Linked DNA regions of Homo sapiens: all the other regions are linked to region 3. A link is an interaction called in ENCODE POLR2A ChIA-PET data of the cell type or tissue named here. Cell type or tissue: HCT116. All regions are shown on one strand. Each heading gives the region's core, and the rest is flanking DNA. Links, peaks and the distances in the headings are about the cores only. Region 1 overlaps SAE1 (SUMO1 activating enzyme subunit 1). Region 2 has its middle 4.7 kb from the start of MIR6088. Region 3 overlaps EML2 (EMAP like 2).

What was found. Peaks named below come from ENCODE experiments on the same cell type or tissue, not always from the same donor. Only the 100,000 strongest peaks of a DNase experiment are listed, where the experiment ranks them.
Region 1: POLR2A ChIA-PET joins it to region 3 with 5 read pairs; 1 of 35 experiments calls an interaction of 5 or more read pairs at or near these places.
Region 2: POLR2A ChIA-PET joins it to region 3 with 6 read pairs; 2 of 35 experiments call an interaction of 5 or more read pairs at or near these places.

Annotation. Positions count from the first base shown.
Region 1 is chr19:47,174,502-47,180,000 of GRCh38, forward strand. All of the region lies in intron 6 of SAE1 (SUMO1 activating enzyme subunit 1), which reads left to right. Among named protein-coding and RNA genes, the nearest start is that of SAE1, 46 kb to the left of the region's middle. In HCT116, for the core only: no CTCF peak of the experiment used is centred there; no DNase peak of the experiment used is centred there; H3K27ac peaks cover 1,868 bases.
Region 2 is chr19:45,438,568-45,444,066 of GRCh38, forward strand. It overlaps a transcript of ERCC1 not described here. Among named protein-coding and RNA genes, the nearest start is that of MIR6088, 4.7 kb to the left of the region's middle. RefSeq lists silencers at 974-1,473, 1,484-1,663 and an enhancer at 1,326-1,825. In HCT116, for the core only: CTCF peaks have their summits at 1,101 (motif pointing right) and 1,302 (motif pointing right); a DNase peak (open chromatin) is centred at 5,014; H3K4me3 peaks cover 2,299 bases; H3K27ac peaks cover 3,364 bases.
Region 3 is chr19:45,612,969-45,618,467 of GRCh38, forward strand. It overlaps EML2 (EMAP like 2), which reads right to left. Exons shown (of 19, transcript NM_012155.4): 13 at 4,662-4,729; 14 at 3,797-3,885; 15 at 3,493-3,590; 16 at 2,834-2,921; 17 at 1,637-1,732; 18 at 573-703. Among named protein-coding and RNA genes, the nearest start is that of GPR4, 14 kb to the left of the region's middle. RefSeq lists a silencer at 3,078-3,327 and enhancers at 3,141-3,979, 3,980-4,817. In HCT116, for the core only: no CTCF peak of the experiment used is centred there; DNase peaks (open chromatin) are centred at 1,413, 2,791 and 3,193; H3K4me3 peaks cover 2,668 bases; H3K27ac peaks cover 3,406 bases.

The DNA.
Region 1 (5,499 bases), core at 398-5,397, 1.6 Mb after region 3:
TTCTCCTGCCTCAGCCTTCTGAGTAGCTGGGATTACAGGCATATGTCACCACGCCTGGCAAATTTTTTTTTTTTTTTTTTTTTTTTTGTGAGACGGAGTCTCGCTCTGTCTCCCAGCCTGGAGTGCAGTGGCATGATCTCAGCTCACTGCAAGCTCTGCCTCCCGGGTTCACGCCATTCTCCTGCCTCAGCCTCCCGAGTAGCTGGGACTACAGGTGCCCGCCACCATGCCCGGCTAATTTTTTTGTATTTTTAGTAGAGACGGGGTTTCACCATGTTAGCCAGGATGGTCTCGATGTTCTGACCTCGTGATCCGCCTGCCTCAGCCTCCCAAAGTGCTGGGATTACAGGCGTGAGCCACCGCGCCTGGCCACATTTTTGTATTTTTAGTAGAGACGGGGTTTCACCATGTTGGCCAGGCTGGTCTCAAACTCCTGACCTCAGGTGATCCTCCTGCCTCGGTCTCCCAAAGTGCTGAGATTACAGGCGTGAGGCACCGTGCCCGGCAGTGAGAACATTTACAATCACATATTGTGTAGCATCAGGAAGGATTTTTAAGATCAAAGTTAGCACATTAGAAGTGGAAATAATTTAAAAGTGGCCTTGATTTTTTTTTTTTTTTTTTTTTTTTGCCTACTGTAAAGTCAAGCCTCAGTAACATTCTGATTTCAGGATGCAGGGTGGCTTTGGGGGATATCCAAGTTGAGTGGTAAACTTTGTAGGCACTACTCTTGTTTCCATGTTCCTGGCACCTAAGTTGATATATTTTCTCACAGTCTTGTGACAATCTTTGAAGTATAGTTGTTATCCCATTTTCCTATAAGGAGACCAAGGTTGAGCATGGTTGTGATTGCCGAAAGTCATATCCGTGGTTTTATAGACAGTCAGAATTTAGACCATGAGGTTTGTTTTACCTGTGGACTTAGTTTTCAACATATTTAAGATATATCTGTAGTCTGGGCGCGGTGGCTTATGCCTGTAATCCCAGCACATTGTGAGGCTGAGGTGGGCAGATCATTTGAAGTCAGGAGTTCGAGGGCAGCCTGGCCAAGATGGTGAAATCCCGTCTCTACTAAAAAACACAAAAATTAGCCAGGCATGGTGGCACATGCCTGTAGTCCCAGCTACTTGGGAGGCTGAGGTGAGAGAATCTCTTGAACCTAGGAGGCAAGGTTGCAGTGAGCCGAGATCGTGCCACTGCACTCCAGCCTGGGCAACAGAACGAGACTCTGTCTCAAAATAAAATAAATAAAATATCTCTAAACTAATATATCTCATTAAATTTCAGATCTGGAGTTCTGTGAGTTAGGGAAACAGGATCACCACCATAGTAGAAAAAACTCTGGTGCAGATAGTTTTAGACACAAAGATTATCTGAATTCAGGCCCAGATAATTGTCTTCTTTTTCCCCAAGAAACATTTGAATTGTATTTCTGTTAGATAAGCATCATAGTAAAAAGTCTTCAAAGTTTTTGAAGGCAGAAAAAGTTTTCTTTGTTAAACCCTTCCCATTTTTTTGTCTTCTAAATTTCTAGGAGAACTACTGTTAAGTTTTTTAGTATCTTGTTGAACAATGGTTAACAATTATAATCATTTGTGTTTATGTAATCAAACTGTGAAACACCGGTTGGGAACTTGCTTGTGTACACTTGATGGCGTAAATGGTAGGGGAAGAGCATACATACAAAAGTGGCCTCTTTTGCTTTCTTGGCAGCATGATGTTATATTCCTTTGGATGTACCGTCATCTATGACCAGTCTCATCTTGAAAGGCATGCTTATTTTCCATTTTTCCCAGTGCTTGGAATTTGTTTCCAAAATTGTTTCTAGGAACATGACTAATGTGACTGACGATGCCTTAGGAATTCCTAGTGGGGACAAGGTGCTTGGCTGGGATGCATACCTAAGAATATCTCACAAAGAAACCTGATTTTGTTTCACTATTGCCTAATGGCGCACATAGTAGGTGCTCAATAAATAAATATTTTTTGCATGAGTGGTTTTTGCTTGTCTGGTCATTTGCCCTATTGTAGAGGGAGAGTAGTGTGCCCACTGGAGTCCCCACAGGGTCCTTTTGCCTGCATGCCTACCCCTGTGGCACCCATCAGGCTTTTGATTCCAATGTTGCCCTGGGCTCTCACTCACAGGTAGATGTTTTTTATTGCCCCATTCACAATTCAGCCACCTGCTGTCCGCATGCATGTGCTTGCCATGTTTAGATATTGGGTGTTTTTCCAGTTTACTTAATAAGTTAGTGGCCAGACTGTACGCTTCCTGCTGCATTTTTCCACTGTCTTGAGAGTTGGCCTCGCCATCTGTGAGCAAAAGGTCTCTTCTTTTTATTATTCTCCCATGGCATGTTGCAAAACAGTAAGCGTGAGCTGGTTTCCTGTGGCAAAAAAATGACTTTGATTTGTTCTTTTTGAGGTTACTGTGAGTTTATCATAACAGGAGTGCTAAAAATACCGAGTCTGGTATGGAAACAGCATTCACTTACCAGCATGAACAATAACATACAGGTTTAGCCTAGAGCAGGAAGAAATGGACTTCATCTCAAGATGAGAATACTTATCAGAGAATTCTTGGCAATCTTAACTTGCTCAGTCTCTGTTCTGATGAGTTATGGAAAAGTACTTAGACCATCTTTGAGCCACAGAATTGAAGCTGAAAATATTCTTAGACCAAACATTTTGTGAGCACCTGCTATGTACCAGATCTCATAGCTGGGACTAATCAGAGGAAGAGGAATAGAATAAGTGTTCTTGCCAATGTGAAAGACAAACAAATAATTCTACTCCTTGTGAGGACAGCTATAACAGAGGGCTATAGAAACTATCATGTGTTGTTCCTGGTTTTTGTTTGTTTTTTTTCCCCCCCAAAACAGGGTCTTGCTCTGCTTTCCAGGCTGGAGTGTGGTGGCACAATCATAACTCACTATAGCCTTGAACTCCTGGGCTCAAGTTATCCTCTCACCTCGACCTGCAAAGTAGCTGGGACTACAGGCGTGTGCCACCATGTCCAGCTATTTTAAAAAATCTGTTTGTACAGATTGGGGCAGGGAGGTCTTGCTATGTTGCCCAGGCTGGCCTTGAACTCCTGGCCTCAAGAAATCCTCTCACCTCAGTTTCCCAAAGAGGGACTATAGGAAAGCACCACCCTGCCTGGCTCGTTGTTCTGTTTTTAAATACATTTGCATTATTCCATAATAATCAAAGTAATTTATTATGGGAACTTAGGAAACTGAAGGTCTGACCATCTTTGGGGAGTTGTGAAGTCTTGACAGAGGAGGGGAGATCTGAGCTGTATTTCTCGGAACAGGTATTTGCCAGGTGGGAAAGAGGGAAGAATATTGCAGAGCAACACATGCACAGGGCCAGCAGGATAGAGGCTGAGCCTCGGAGGGGACTGGAGCTTGGAGAGAGCAGGCTAGTGGTTTCCCTATTGATAGAATATCAGAATCTGGCCAGGCGCGGTGGCTCACGCCTGTAATCCCAGCACTTTGAGAGACTGAGGTGGGCAGATCATGAGGTCAAGAGATCGAGACCATCCTGGCCAACATAGTGAAACCCCATCTCTACTAAAAATACAAAAATTAGCTGGGCATGGTGGTGTGCGCCTGTAGTCCCAGCTACTCGGGAGGGGGAGGCAGGAGAATCGCTTGAAAACCTGGAAGGCAGAGGTTGCAGTGAGCTGAGGTCGCGCCACTGCACTCCAGCCTGACGACAGGGCAAGACTCCATCTCCAAAAAAAAAAAAGAAATCTATCTATCTATCAGTCAGAATCACTGAGGAAACCGTTGAAAAATGCGGAGTGCCTGCTTGTAGCTCACATTACTGAATCCAGATAGCTAGGAGTGACTTGCATGTCTGCATTTTTCTATAGCACCCAGGTTTCTCAAATCAGCCAAGTTAGGGGAAAGTACTGTCATAGGAAAGGGAAGCCCATTTCCCAGGTCAAAGCCTTTGCTTACTCGTTTATGTTTATTTTATTTTTGAGACAGAGTCTAGCTTTGTTGCCCAGGCTGGAGTTGCAGGTGCAATCTCAGCTCATTGCAACCTCCGCCTTTTGGATTCGTGCAATTCTCCTGCCTCAGCCTCCAAGTAGTGGGGATCACAGGCACACGCCACCATGCCTGGCTAATTTTTGTATTTTTAGTGGAGACAGGGTTTCGCCATGTTGGCCAGGCTGGTCTCGAACTCTTGACCTCAAGTGATCCATGCACCTCGGCCTTCCAGGTGCTGAGTTTATAGGCATGAGCCATCGTGCATAGCCTGCGTTTTTCTTTTAAAATGTGTTAAGCACTGTATTTCAAATTACATTTGTGCACTGAAGCAGGGAGGAAAAAGGAGCTAACCCAAGTAGCTGTTCAATATAGTATTTTGACTGCATACCCTCAAAGTAAAGAAAAATCTCACCTGGCGCGGTGGCTTATGCCTGTAATCCCAGCACTTTGGGAGGCTGAGGTGGGTGGCTCACAGGGTCAGGAGATCGAGACCATCCTGGCTGACACGGTGAAACCTCGTCTCTACTAAAAATACAAAAATTAGCCGGGCGTGGTGGCGGGCGTCTGTAGTCTCAGCTACTTGGGAGGCTGAGGCAGGAGAATGGTGTGAACCCGGGAGGCAGAGCTTGCAGTGAGCCGAGATCTCACCACTGCACTCCAGCATGGGCGACAGAACAAGGCTCTGTCTCCAAAAAAAAAAAAAAAAGAAAGAAAAATCTCTAGCCGGTCGCGATGGCTCACGCCTGTAATCCTAGCACTTTGGGAGGCTGAAGCAGGTGGATTGCCTGAGCTCAGAAGTTTGAGACCAGCCTGGGCAACATGGTGAAACCCTGTCTCTACTAAAGTACAAAAAAATTAGCCAGACATGGTGGCACACTCCTATAATCCTAGCTACTTGGGAGGCTGAGGCAGGAGAATTGCTTGAACCCTGGAGGCAGAGGTTGCAGTGAGCCGAGGTTGCTCCATTGCACTCCAGCCTGGGTGACAGAGCATCTTAAGAAAAAAAAAAAAAGAAAAACTCTAAATAAATATTGAACTCTGCTTAGTAGGGATTTTGTTTTCAGATGAGGTCTTGCTCTGTACCCCAGGCTGGAGTGCAGTGTCACGATCATAACTTACTGCAGCTTCTCCCTCCCAGCTCAAGCAATCCTCACATCACAGCCTCCCAAGTAGCTGGGATTATAGGCAAGTAGCAGGGATTACAGGCATGCAATACCACACCCAGCTGATTTTGGTATTATTTGTAGAGACGGGGTTTCACTGTGTTGCCCAGGGTAGTCTCTGTCTCCTGGGCTGAAGTGAGCCTCCTGCCCAAAGTGTTGGGATTACAGGTGTGAGCCACTTTGCCTGGCCTAGTAGGTTTGTTTTTCACAGTGATAGGGGTTAGCAATTCTGAAACTACTTACTGTTCTTCTAAGATTGAGCAGATAGGTAAGTATAGTGTTAATAGTGAGAATCAAGTTTTCTTATTGTCAGAAAAGGGTGTTCCTATGAATGT
Region 2 (5,499 bases), core at 298-5,297, 170 kb before region 3:
CTCCTACCTCAGCCTTCTGAGTAGCTGGGACTACAGGTGTGCACTATCACGCCCGGCTAATTATTTTTATTTATTATTATTATTATTTTTTAAGACAGAGTTTTGTTCTTTTTGCCCAGGCTGGAGTGCAATGGCTGGATCTCGGCTCAGCGTGACCTCCGCCTCCCTGGGTCCAGCAATTCTCCTGCCTCAGCCTCCCAAGTAACTGGGATTATAGGCATGCGCCACCACGCCCGGCTAATTTTGTATTTTTAGTAGAGACGGGGTTTCTCCGTGTTGGTCAGGCTGGTCTCGAAATCCCGACCTCAAGTGATCCGCCCCACTCGGCCTCCCGAAGTGCTGGGATTACAGGTGTGAACCACCGCGCCCGGCCCGAAGTTATTCCTCTTATCTGACTGTAGTTTGGTATTTTTTAACCGCATCTCTCTGTTCTTCCTCTCCCAACCCCATCTCTACTAAAAATACAAAATTAGCCAGCCGTTGTGGCGCATGCCTGTAATCCCAGCTACTCGGGAGGCTAAGGCAGGAGAATTTCTTGCACCCAGGAGGTGTAGGTTGCAGTGAGCTGAGATCGCACCACTGCACTCCAGCCTGGGCGACAGAGCGAGACTCTGTCTCAAAAAACAAAAACAAACAAACAAAAAAACAAATAGCGCCTCGTTTTCTGGGAGGCAGTGAATTCCCCATTTAGGAAGTGTCCAAGCTCAAGTTGAAATGATGGTACATTGCGGTTCATGCTGCAATGCCTCAACCCAGTTCCTCTCCGGACCTCAGTTTCCTCATTTATAAAATGGGTGTGGACGACGAGGTCAGATTTAAAAAAATAATAATAGTAGTTAATAATAATAGGCCGGGTGCAGTGGCTCAGGCCTTTAATCCCAGCACTTTGGGAGGCCGAGGTAGCAGGATCGCTTGAGCCCAGGAGTTCTAGACAATCCTGGGGCAATATAGCGAGATTCTATCTCAAAGAAATAATCATAATCATAATAAAAATAAATGAATAGATAAGCTGAGACGGACTCAGGCCCAGCTCCTGCCTGCGATCCCTGCGGGGGCCACCAGGGGGCGCGGCGCCCCTGCCCAAAACTCCGCCGTCGGCTCTGAACCCCGGCGGACGCGTCCCGACGCCCCTGGAAGATTCTGCGCCCTGCCGGCTCGCCGGCGCCCGGGAGCCCGGGAGGCGGGTGTGCACGCGGGGTGTCCAGGGCGCCCCCGATCGAGGCCCCCTCGCCGTGCCTCGGGGTAGGGGGACGGCTGTGACTCAGGCGCGCGCTCCTCCCCGGGGCCCTCAGTGGTCGCGAGGGGGCGCGCACGGCCTCGGGAACCCGCGCGGCGCCGCGTCCATTTTTACCCCAGCTCCGCTAAAAATAGTTGCCGCGCTCCGAGCCGAGCCCGAAATAGCGGCCCCCAGATAAGGCAGGACGACTCAGCGCTTCCGGGGAGCGGAAGGGGGAGCGCGCGGGGGGAGCGGTGCTGGGCGCAGCCCGGCCGAGCAGGCGCCGCTGTCCCCAGCGCACCCCCACTCTGCCCTGGCGGTCACACTCGCCCCCGACTGCGACCCCGCCCCGCCGCTAGCCTGGCTGCCTTCCTACGTCCCCCACATTGTATCCTCATCCCCTGTCCCCCATCCTCAGCTTCACCTCCATTCCTCATCATAACTCCCCCCTCCCCTACACCCCCAGCGATGTCCCCCACTGGTACTCATCCGCATCCCCCAGCCTGTCCTACTCCTGTCCCTATTTCCCCTCTCCACCCTCATCGCCAATCTCCTGTCGTCCTGAATCTGCCCCTTACCATCTCTGTCCTCAAGGCCAACCTTTATGGGGGCAGAGCAGGGCGAGAGGATCACAGGGAGTCAGGAGACCTGCGGGCTGAGGGCTGAGGGCTGGGGGTGAGGATCTGATTTCTTGGTTTGTTTCTACTGTGGGCAGGGGTAGGCTTAGATCTGGGGGTTGGAGCATGGGACACTTCAGTCTGGCCTAGTCTTCAGAGCTGAGGCGAGGCATGGCCAGCATCACGGCTCATTCTGTGACCAGGGTCGGGGCTCAGGCTGGGGAAGGATGACCGTCTTTGTCACCAAATTTGATCACTGTGTCACCAGAGTTAGGGCTCAGCCTTGAGCCGTTTCTTTATTTACCCACCTCCACTAATATTTTTTATTTCAGACAAGGCCTTGCTCTGTCGCCCAGGCTGGAGTGCAGTGTTGCCCATGCTGGAATGCAGTGCTGGGATCTTAGTTGACTGCAGCCTTGAACTCCTGGGTTCAAGAGATCCTCCCACCTCAGCCTTCCTAGTAGCTGGGACTACAGGTGTGCACCAGCACACCTGGCTAATTTTTCATTTTTTTGTAGAGACAGAGTCTCCATGCCTTGCCCGCCTTGTCCAGGCTGGTCTTGAGCTCCTGGCCTCAAGCTATCCTCTGGCCTCCTCCTAGGAAGGCACTGAAATGACAGGCATGAGCTACAGAGCCCGCCTCCACTAAGATTCTTTCCTCCCTTGCAAGTCAGTGATTGGACACAACAGCTCCAGGCCTTGGGAACAGTCAGAACTCTGTTCCCTGGGCCTAGGTCTTCCCTTTGCACTGAGATCATCTAAGGGCCTCCCCATTTCCATATCCTGAGATTCTCAGTGCCCACTCCAAGCATCAGTGTCAGGCCTCAAGGACCTACACTGCATGTTCTGGGGGTTTAAAGGGAGCACACTGACTTCCCTGAGGGTGACAGAGGTCAGAATGAGTGACTAAGGTCTTGGGCCTGGCCCTGACCCTGCAGTGGGTGGGAGAGATACCCAGTTGAGGCCCAGGTCTCCACCCAGGTAGCAGGGTGGATGGCGGGGGGGTCATCCCTGAGGTGAAATGTGGGTGGAAGATACCTAGATAAGTTTCAGAGTCAGTGCAGAGATGGTAATTTTTAAGTAACTTCTAAAATTTTCGAGTAGCTGGGATTACAGGCGCCTGCTACCAAGCCTGGCTAATTTTTGTATTTTTTTGTAGAGACGGGGTTTTACTATGTTGTCCAGGCTGGTCTCAAACTCCTGACCTCAAGTGATCCGCCCACCTCGGCCTCCCAAAGTGCCGGGATTACAGGCGTAAGCCACTGCGTCCAGCCTAATTTTTTTTTTTTTTTTCTGAGACGGAGTCTTGCTCTGTCACCCAGGCTGGAGTGCAGTGGCGGGATCTCGGCTCACTGCAACCTCTGCCTCCTGGGTTCAAGTGGTTCTCCTGCCTCAGCCTCCCAAGTAGCTGGGACTACAGGCCAGGCGCATGCCACCACGCCCAACTAATTTTTTGTATTTTTAGTAGAGACGGGGTTTCACAGTGTTAGCCAGGATGGTCTCGATCTCCTGACCTCATGATCCGCCTGCCTCGGCCTCCCAAAGTGCTGGGATTACAGGTGTGAGCCACTGTGCACAGCACTTTTTTTTTATTTTATTTTTTTTAATTTTGAAAACTGTTTAGAGGCCAGGTGCGGTGGCTCATGCCTGTAATCCCACCCAGCACTTTGGGAGGCCGAGGTGGGAGGATTGCTTGAGCCCAGGAGTTCAAGACCAGCCTCGACATTATAGTGAGATCTCATCTCTGGGAAAAAAATTTTTTTTAATTAGCCAAGTGTGGTGGCATGCACCTGTGGTCCCACCTACTCAGGAGGCTGAGGTGGGTGGGAGGATCGGTTGAGCCCAGGAGGTGGAGGTTGCAGTGAACCGAGATGGCACCACTACACTCCAGCGTGGGCAACAGAGACCCTGTCTCAAAAAAAAAAAAAAGAAAAAGAAAAAAAGTTTTGGTAACTACAAAAGGGTATACCTTGGAAAAGTAAATTTCCCTCCCACTCTGATCCCCACTTCTCAATATTAACTATTTTTTATGTATCTTGGCCAGTAGGATTCACTGAGCTCTCACGATGTCCCTGGCCTATGCAAAGCCCATCACAGAAATGAAGTGGCTGGAATCATTCAGCACTCAGTGAGTAGGCCAGACCCCATTGCTATGCCCATTTTAGAGATGGGAAAACTGAGGCTTGGAGAGGTGCAAGGATGTGTCCTTTTGAGGGCCCGGTTCTGAAGGCTTTTCAAAGTTGAGGCAAGGAAGTGGATGAGATCAAAGAGGCAAGGTTCAGGCCAGGATACAAATCCCAGGGAGGGTGACAGGGGTGGGGAGTCAAGGAAGGCTGCCTGGAAGAAGACTAAGGGTAGCCAGGAAGGCATCTTCCAGAACCTTCTGATGGAGGGCTTGGATGGAAGTAGATAACTCTGTTTGGCAGGCTGAGGAACCACCAGCAGCAGGGCGTGGCCCCTCCTCAGACCCACAGCACCCCAGAGGTATGTATAGAAGAAGCAGGCTGCTTAATGACATCTCAGGGACACATCTCGGTGATAGCACAGCCGGCTTAGTTATGACGTCTGAGTGATTTGCCAACTGCCTTAAGACCAGCATCCCTAGTCATGCCCCGCGGGGGGGATGAAGATAAGAGGAAGTGACAGGCCATCGGGGGAGGAAGGGGAGATGCAGTCACACACAGACCAGGGACTCAGGAGCTGAGGGATGTGTGGTGCCCTCTGCACTAGGGAGGGGTCTCCCAGCTGCCTGGATGTGAGGGTCCATCTTATTGATTTGTCTAGTGAAGGAGGCCAGGCTCCAAGGAGGTATGGCTGTAGTCAGTCACACTCAGTTTGGGATGGGGTCCGCCCAGGGGCTGCAAGGATCAGTCACTGCTGTGTCCCCATCACCTAAGGCAGTAACTGGGACACAGCCGGCGCTCCATACATCTTACTGAATGAATGAATCGAATGAAAAGGGTCAGCACCGTCTGGGACTCAGTTTACCCTCGCGGTCATTGGGCTGCTTCAACCAAGGGGATCGCTAAGAACACCCCTCCCCACCTTGGGTCCCAGATCCCAGATCGCCAGTGAGTAAGAAAACGGGTTCGCGCCGTTGGTGGACTCCGCCCACTTGTGACGTCACGAGCCGCTCCCCCAGGATCCCGACCCAGGCGTCTCCCTTGGGATGGGGGCGGAGAGGAACCCGGGAGTCCAGACTCAGGCCCCGCCCCCGGGAGCAGGCGGGCCGGGCAGGGTTACACAACCCGTCGTCGCGTCCCGAGGGAAGTCGCCGGATGTCCTGGCCGGGCCGGGGACAATGGGCAAGGAGGGCCCCTCCCGCAGGAACCTGGAAGTGGCAGGGGCTCCCCCTCTTCTGATTCACCCTTGTTTCCGGCCCGGTTTAGCCTCCTTCTCCCTGGGGATCCTATCTCCTCCCAACTCTACCCTCCTGTGGCCCTGCAGTTCGGTTCTTTCTCCGAACCGGCAAACCTCTCTCCTCTACACCCCGTACCCCGTCCTTTCACACCTTCCCAACGCCCCCCGAAACTCTCTGCCCTCACACTCATCGCTTGTAATTCCCGAATCCCCTAAACTTCCAGTGTCCCCGGTCCTTCCTTCACTCATCCATACCGGGCCCCTCTTCCCACCCCCTCAACTACCCCCACTATCCTGCCCAGGCCC
Region 3 (5,499 bases), core at 139-5,138:
CTCACTGCAGCCTCAACCTCCTGGGCTCAAGCAATCCTCCCACCTCAGACTTCCTTGTAGCTGGAACTACAGGCATGCACAACCATGCCCAGCTAATTTTGTGTGTATTTTGTAGAGATGGGGTCTCACTTTGTTGCCCAGGCTGGTCTTGAACTCCTGGCCTCAAGCAATCCTCCTGCCTCAGCTTTGCAAAGTGTTGCGATTACAGGTGTGAGCCACTGCAACTGGCCTTGGCCTCCCTTAAAAACTCATAAGATCTGGTTGTATATCCTGTGCCTAGGTACATAGTAGGTGCTCAATAAATATTTACTGAGTTAACAAGGATAAAAGAACCAAAGAGCTCAGAATTGCAGTTGCTCAGAACTTCAGAGAACCAGGTCTTCACCATGACACACTGAAATTCATCCACCTTGGGGTTAAGAAAGGCCCTTGGGATCAAGACTACTGTCCTCCTTGTACAGATGGGGAAACCGAGGCTCAGAGAAGGGGTGGGGTTGGACCAGAGCTGCCTGAATTTTGTCCCCACCCCTGCTTGCTACCCCCGTCCATCCCCATCTCCCCAAGGGACTCACTCGAGGCTGACAGCAGGGGTAGCTAAACAGGTGAACTTTGCCAAAGTCATCAGCTGAAGCCAGCAACTTCCCATCATGAGAGCGGGCCACAGCGTTGATATCAGTGCCGTCCGCCCCCTCAGACCAGATCCCTGTGGGCAAGATGAAGGGAAGTGGTAAGATGTCAGCTGGAGCCAGGGACCGCCAAGAGGAGCAGATTGCCACTCCAGCCACCTTAATTTGTTCCGACCTAGCCTGTATCTATCCGAGGATATGAGTCAGAATTACCTTAAAATGTGAATCCGAGCCTGCCCCTGCTCTGCTTAAAACCCTTCCATGGCTCCCTGGTGATCTTAGAAGAAAGCCTGTGGTTCTAAGGCTCAGCAGGCCCCATGCACTGCTCCAGCCTCATCCCTCATCAGTGCTCCTGTTAAACTCTGTAATGATTTGGCCACCCTGCCTCCCTGCATTTCTCCAAATGCCAAGTTCTGTGTCACGCGTGGGCTTTTGTATGTACTATTCCCTTTGCCAAGAGACTGCTTTCCTTCTTCACTGCCCTGGAAAGTAACTCCTCATCCTCCAGGTCCTAGCTCAGATGTCTCTTCCTCCAGGAAGCCCTCCCTGATTCCCTCCAAGAGTAGGCCAGATGCCCCACCCTGGGTTTCCCTGTCTCAGACCTGCTCACTCTGGGTCATCACTGTCTGGGGACAAGTCTGCCTCCCCCACTGGACTGAGAGCCACAGGAGAGCAGGGCCGTCAGTCATGGTCACTGCCAAGCCCACGGCAGGCACAGAACTGCTCAGGGAATATGTGTTTGCTTCATTCGTGCCTGAATGAATGGGTGGCTAGGGCACCGGCAGTGTGGATCTCTCCTGGCCAGTTACCACGCCCATTTGGTTTCATTTTATTACAGCTCTAATGAGTCATCTCACCCTACCCTTTCCTCTTACACAAATACAGCCCACATGCAGTAAAGCAGTGAGCTTCCCACACTGGAGGTAAGCAGTAAGACTCTGGAAACCACCAGCGGGGATGTCTCTCAGAACTACTGTCCTCAGTGAGACCTCTCTCATTCCAGAACTCACCAAACACCCCAAACCCTAGGACACAAGTAGCTGTGGCCCATTCCATGTTCCTCACAGCATCCGCACTGGTGATCTGCTTACAGGTAGCCGGGTCCCCTGGGGCAGAAAATGGGAGGAGACATTCAGAGTTGGAAGAACTACCCAGTAAACCCATCCCTTTCTTAGACAATCGGAGCTGAGGTCCAAGACAGAGGAGGCTAAGGTCCCAGGGCTCATTCTACCTGTCAGGACTGGCTGAGAAGGCATCACATGCTGGGGTCTTCACAGCCCGCAGCGTAAGCAGGAGCATCTACTTTTAAACCCGCATCTGGCCGGGCATGGTGGCTCACGTCTGTAATCCCAGGAGGCAGCATGAGCCACAGCATCTGGCTGGATCACCTGAGGTCAGGAGTTCGAGACCAGCCTGGCCAAGATGGTGAAACCCCATCTCTACTAAAAATACAAAAATTAGACCAGGTGTGGTGGCTCATGCCTGTAATCCCAGCATTTTGGGAAGCCAAGGCAGGCGGATCACCTGAGGTCAGGAGTTTAAGACCAACCTGGTCAACATGGCGAAACCCTGTCTCTACTAACAATATTTTAAAAATTAGCTGGGCGTGGTGGTGGACACCTGGAATCCCAGCTACTCAGGAGCCTGAGGCAAGAGAATCGCTTGAACCTGGGAGGCGGAGGCTGCAGTGAGCCGACATCGTGCCATTGCACTCCAGCCTAGGAGACAAGAGGGAAACTCCCATCTCAAAAAAAAAAAAATACAAATACAAATATTAGCCGGGCATGGTGGTGTGCTCCTGTAATCCCAGCTACTCAGGAGGCTGAGGCAGAAGAATCACTTGAACCTGGGAGGCGGAGCTTGCAGTGAGCCGAGATCGCGCCACTGCACTCCAGCCTGGGGGACAGAGCAAGACTCCGTCTCAAAATAATAATAATAATAATAATAATAATAATAATAATTAAAAATTTAAAAATGTAAAAAAAGAAACCTGCATCCTACCCATCCGACCGGAAAGGGGAGGAGTTGACTAAAAGTGGGGTATACCAGGGAGAAAATGAGAAGCCAGCGGTCCCTAAATTCCAAATCAGAACCAGCCTTGAATACCAAGGGAGCGAGGCTTGAAGCCCCTCCCTCCCCTCCCAGAACTCAGGGAAGTCTGCAAATGAGACGGAGGAAGTAATGTCTCTGGGTCCCGGAGAACTCACAGTACAGAATCTCATAGTCCCCGGAGTTGGTGACAAAGCAGCTGCTGTCCTGGGCCCAATCCAGGTGGGTGATAAAACTGGAATGGCCCTGCGGGGGAGGGAAGGGATGGTGTTAGAGCTGCAGAGGGCGGAACCAAGGAGAGGGGGACAGGATTAAATCAGGAAAGTGGAAGTCAAATACAGAGGTAGGGCGAGAACACAAGGGGACTAAAGGAAGGATACACAGGCCTTTGGAGTATGGGGGCAGGGCCAGAATACTGTGGGCGGGGCCAGACTGTGATGGGCAGGGCTAGACAAAAAGCACTTAGAACACAATGGGAGTTTAGAACAGGTGGGCAGGGCTAGACACGGAGGAGCTGGCTTTGAATGTTGAGGGGCGGGGCTACACAGAGGGGCGGTCTCGGAACGTGAGGGGCGGTCTCGGAACGTGAGGGGCGGGGCTACACAGATGGGCTTAGCACGTGGGGGCGGGGCTACACAAAGGGGCGGGCTTAGAACACACGAGGTGGTGAATGTGTGGACGTGGCCAAGACTCCTTGCTCTGATCAGGGCAGAATCAGTTGAGTGTTGAAGCTGCGCTCCCTTGAGGTAGAAAATTGGTTAATTTTGCACCCCCTGGGCGGGGTGGCGGCGCGGGCTGGGGGCCACTGCCCACTCACCGAGCACTTGCCCAGGCGGCTGACCTTGCGGCCGCCCTGGTCCACCGTGTACACGTACACCAAGTTGTCGTGGGAGCCCACGGCCAGGTACGCCCCGTCTGGGGGAGGGGGAGGGGGGCTATGAGGAGGCACCCAGGCTCCATCCCCTCCTCGCCCAGACTCAGCCCCCTCAACAGTCCCCAGCTCCATCCCCACTGCATCCCTCCTAGGCCTCGCTTCGCAGGCTCCACCCCTCCCCCTGCCAAGAGCTCTGAGCCTCTGTCCCCTGGCCCTGCCGCTTGGGTGTCCCAGGCCTGCCGCTTACCTGGGGAGAAGCTGACCACTGAGATCTGTTCATTGCCGTCTGTGTGGATAGCCACCAGGTCATGGGTCTCCGTGTCCAGCAGCAGCCATCTTGAAGGAGAGGGCGTGGTGGGGGGAGGAGGGGTGAGCTGATCTGACAGAGAGAGGCCGCAATCTGTGGGGTCTAAGGGAGGGATCAGAGGGACCCCAGAAGTGACCTGGGCTGGGCACGGTGGCTCAGGCCTATAATCCCAGCACGCTGGGAGGCCGAGGCGGGTGGATCACTTGAGGTCAAGAGTTCGAAATCAGCCTGGTCAACATAGCAAAACCCCGTCTCTACTAAAAATACAAAAATTAGCCAGGCGTGGTGGCACGTGCCTGTAATCCCAGCTACTTAGGAGGCTGAGGCACGAGAATTGCTTGAACCCGGGAGGCAGAGGTTGCAGTGAGCTGAGATCGCGCCACCGGACTCCAGTCTGGGCGACAGAGCAAGACTCTGTCCCCCCAAAAAACAAAACAAAACAAGGCCAGGTACAGTGGCGGTGGCTCACGCCTGTAATCCTAGCACTTTGAGAGGCTGAGGCAGGTGAATCACTTGAGGTCAGGAGTTCGAGACCAGCCTGGCCAACATGGTGAAACCCCGTCTCTACTAAAAATAAAAAAAAATTAGCCAGGCATAGTGGTGGGCGCCTGTAATCCCAGCTACTCGGGAGGCTGAGGCAGGCAAATCGCTTGAACCTGGGAGGCAGAGGCTGCAGTGAGCCAGAGGAATATTGAGGGATCAGGGCTCGGTAAATAGTGGGATTTGGGAAAGTAGGAAAGAGGGAAGAAGGGCCAGTTCCCCAGGGAGCAGAGAAGGCCTCCCGAAATGCTCTCCTCAGCTTTACCTGCCAGTCACTGTACCCACAGCCAGGACAGAGCCACTGGGGTGGAAGCCGGCTGAGCGGGCAGGGTCCTGAGAAGGGAGAGAGAAGAGGCAGGGCTCAGAGCTGGGGTCCCATGTCCATCTGGACATTCTCTTGCCTCAGGGCCAAGTCTAATCTTTGCATGAGGGCTCTCCCCTCCCTCTGCTGCCCTTTGGGACACCCCCACCCCAGACACCATGGCAGCCATTCCTCTTTACATTTCTGTAGCATGTTAACCTGAACAGAAACCATTCCTCCTGTCACTCCTGTCCCGGGATCCCTCCTTACTCCTCTTCTAAATTCCCACAGCTTTATTCATCCAAGACGACTTCTTTAGATAATTTCCTAGATGTGGGAATGCTGGGACAAAGGGCATCTAGAATTTTAAGACTTTATTTTTGTTTTTTATTTTTTAAATTTTTATTTATTTTTTTGAGATGGAGTTTCACTCTGTTGCCCAGGCTGGAGTGCAGTGGCACGGTCTCAGCTCACTACAACCTCCGCCTCCTGGGTTCAAGCGATTCTCCTGGCTCAGCCTCCCAAGTAGCTGACATTACAGGCGCCCACCACCACGCCCGGCTAATTTTTGTTTTTTTTTTTTCATTTTTTGTAAAGATGGGGTTTTGCCATGTTGCCCAGGCTGGTCTCAAACTCCTGGATTCACACAATCTACCTGCCTCAGCCTCCCAAGTGCTGGGATTACAGGTGTCAGCCACCACACCCAGCTGAAATTTTTATTCTGTTTACATTTTAATTAATTGTGAATAGCCATGTGTGGCCAGTGGTTACCCTATGGGACAGTGTAGCTCTACACTTGACT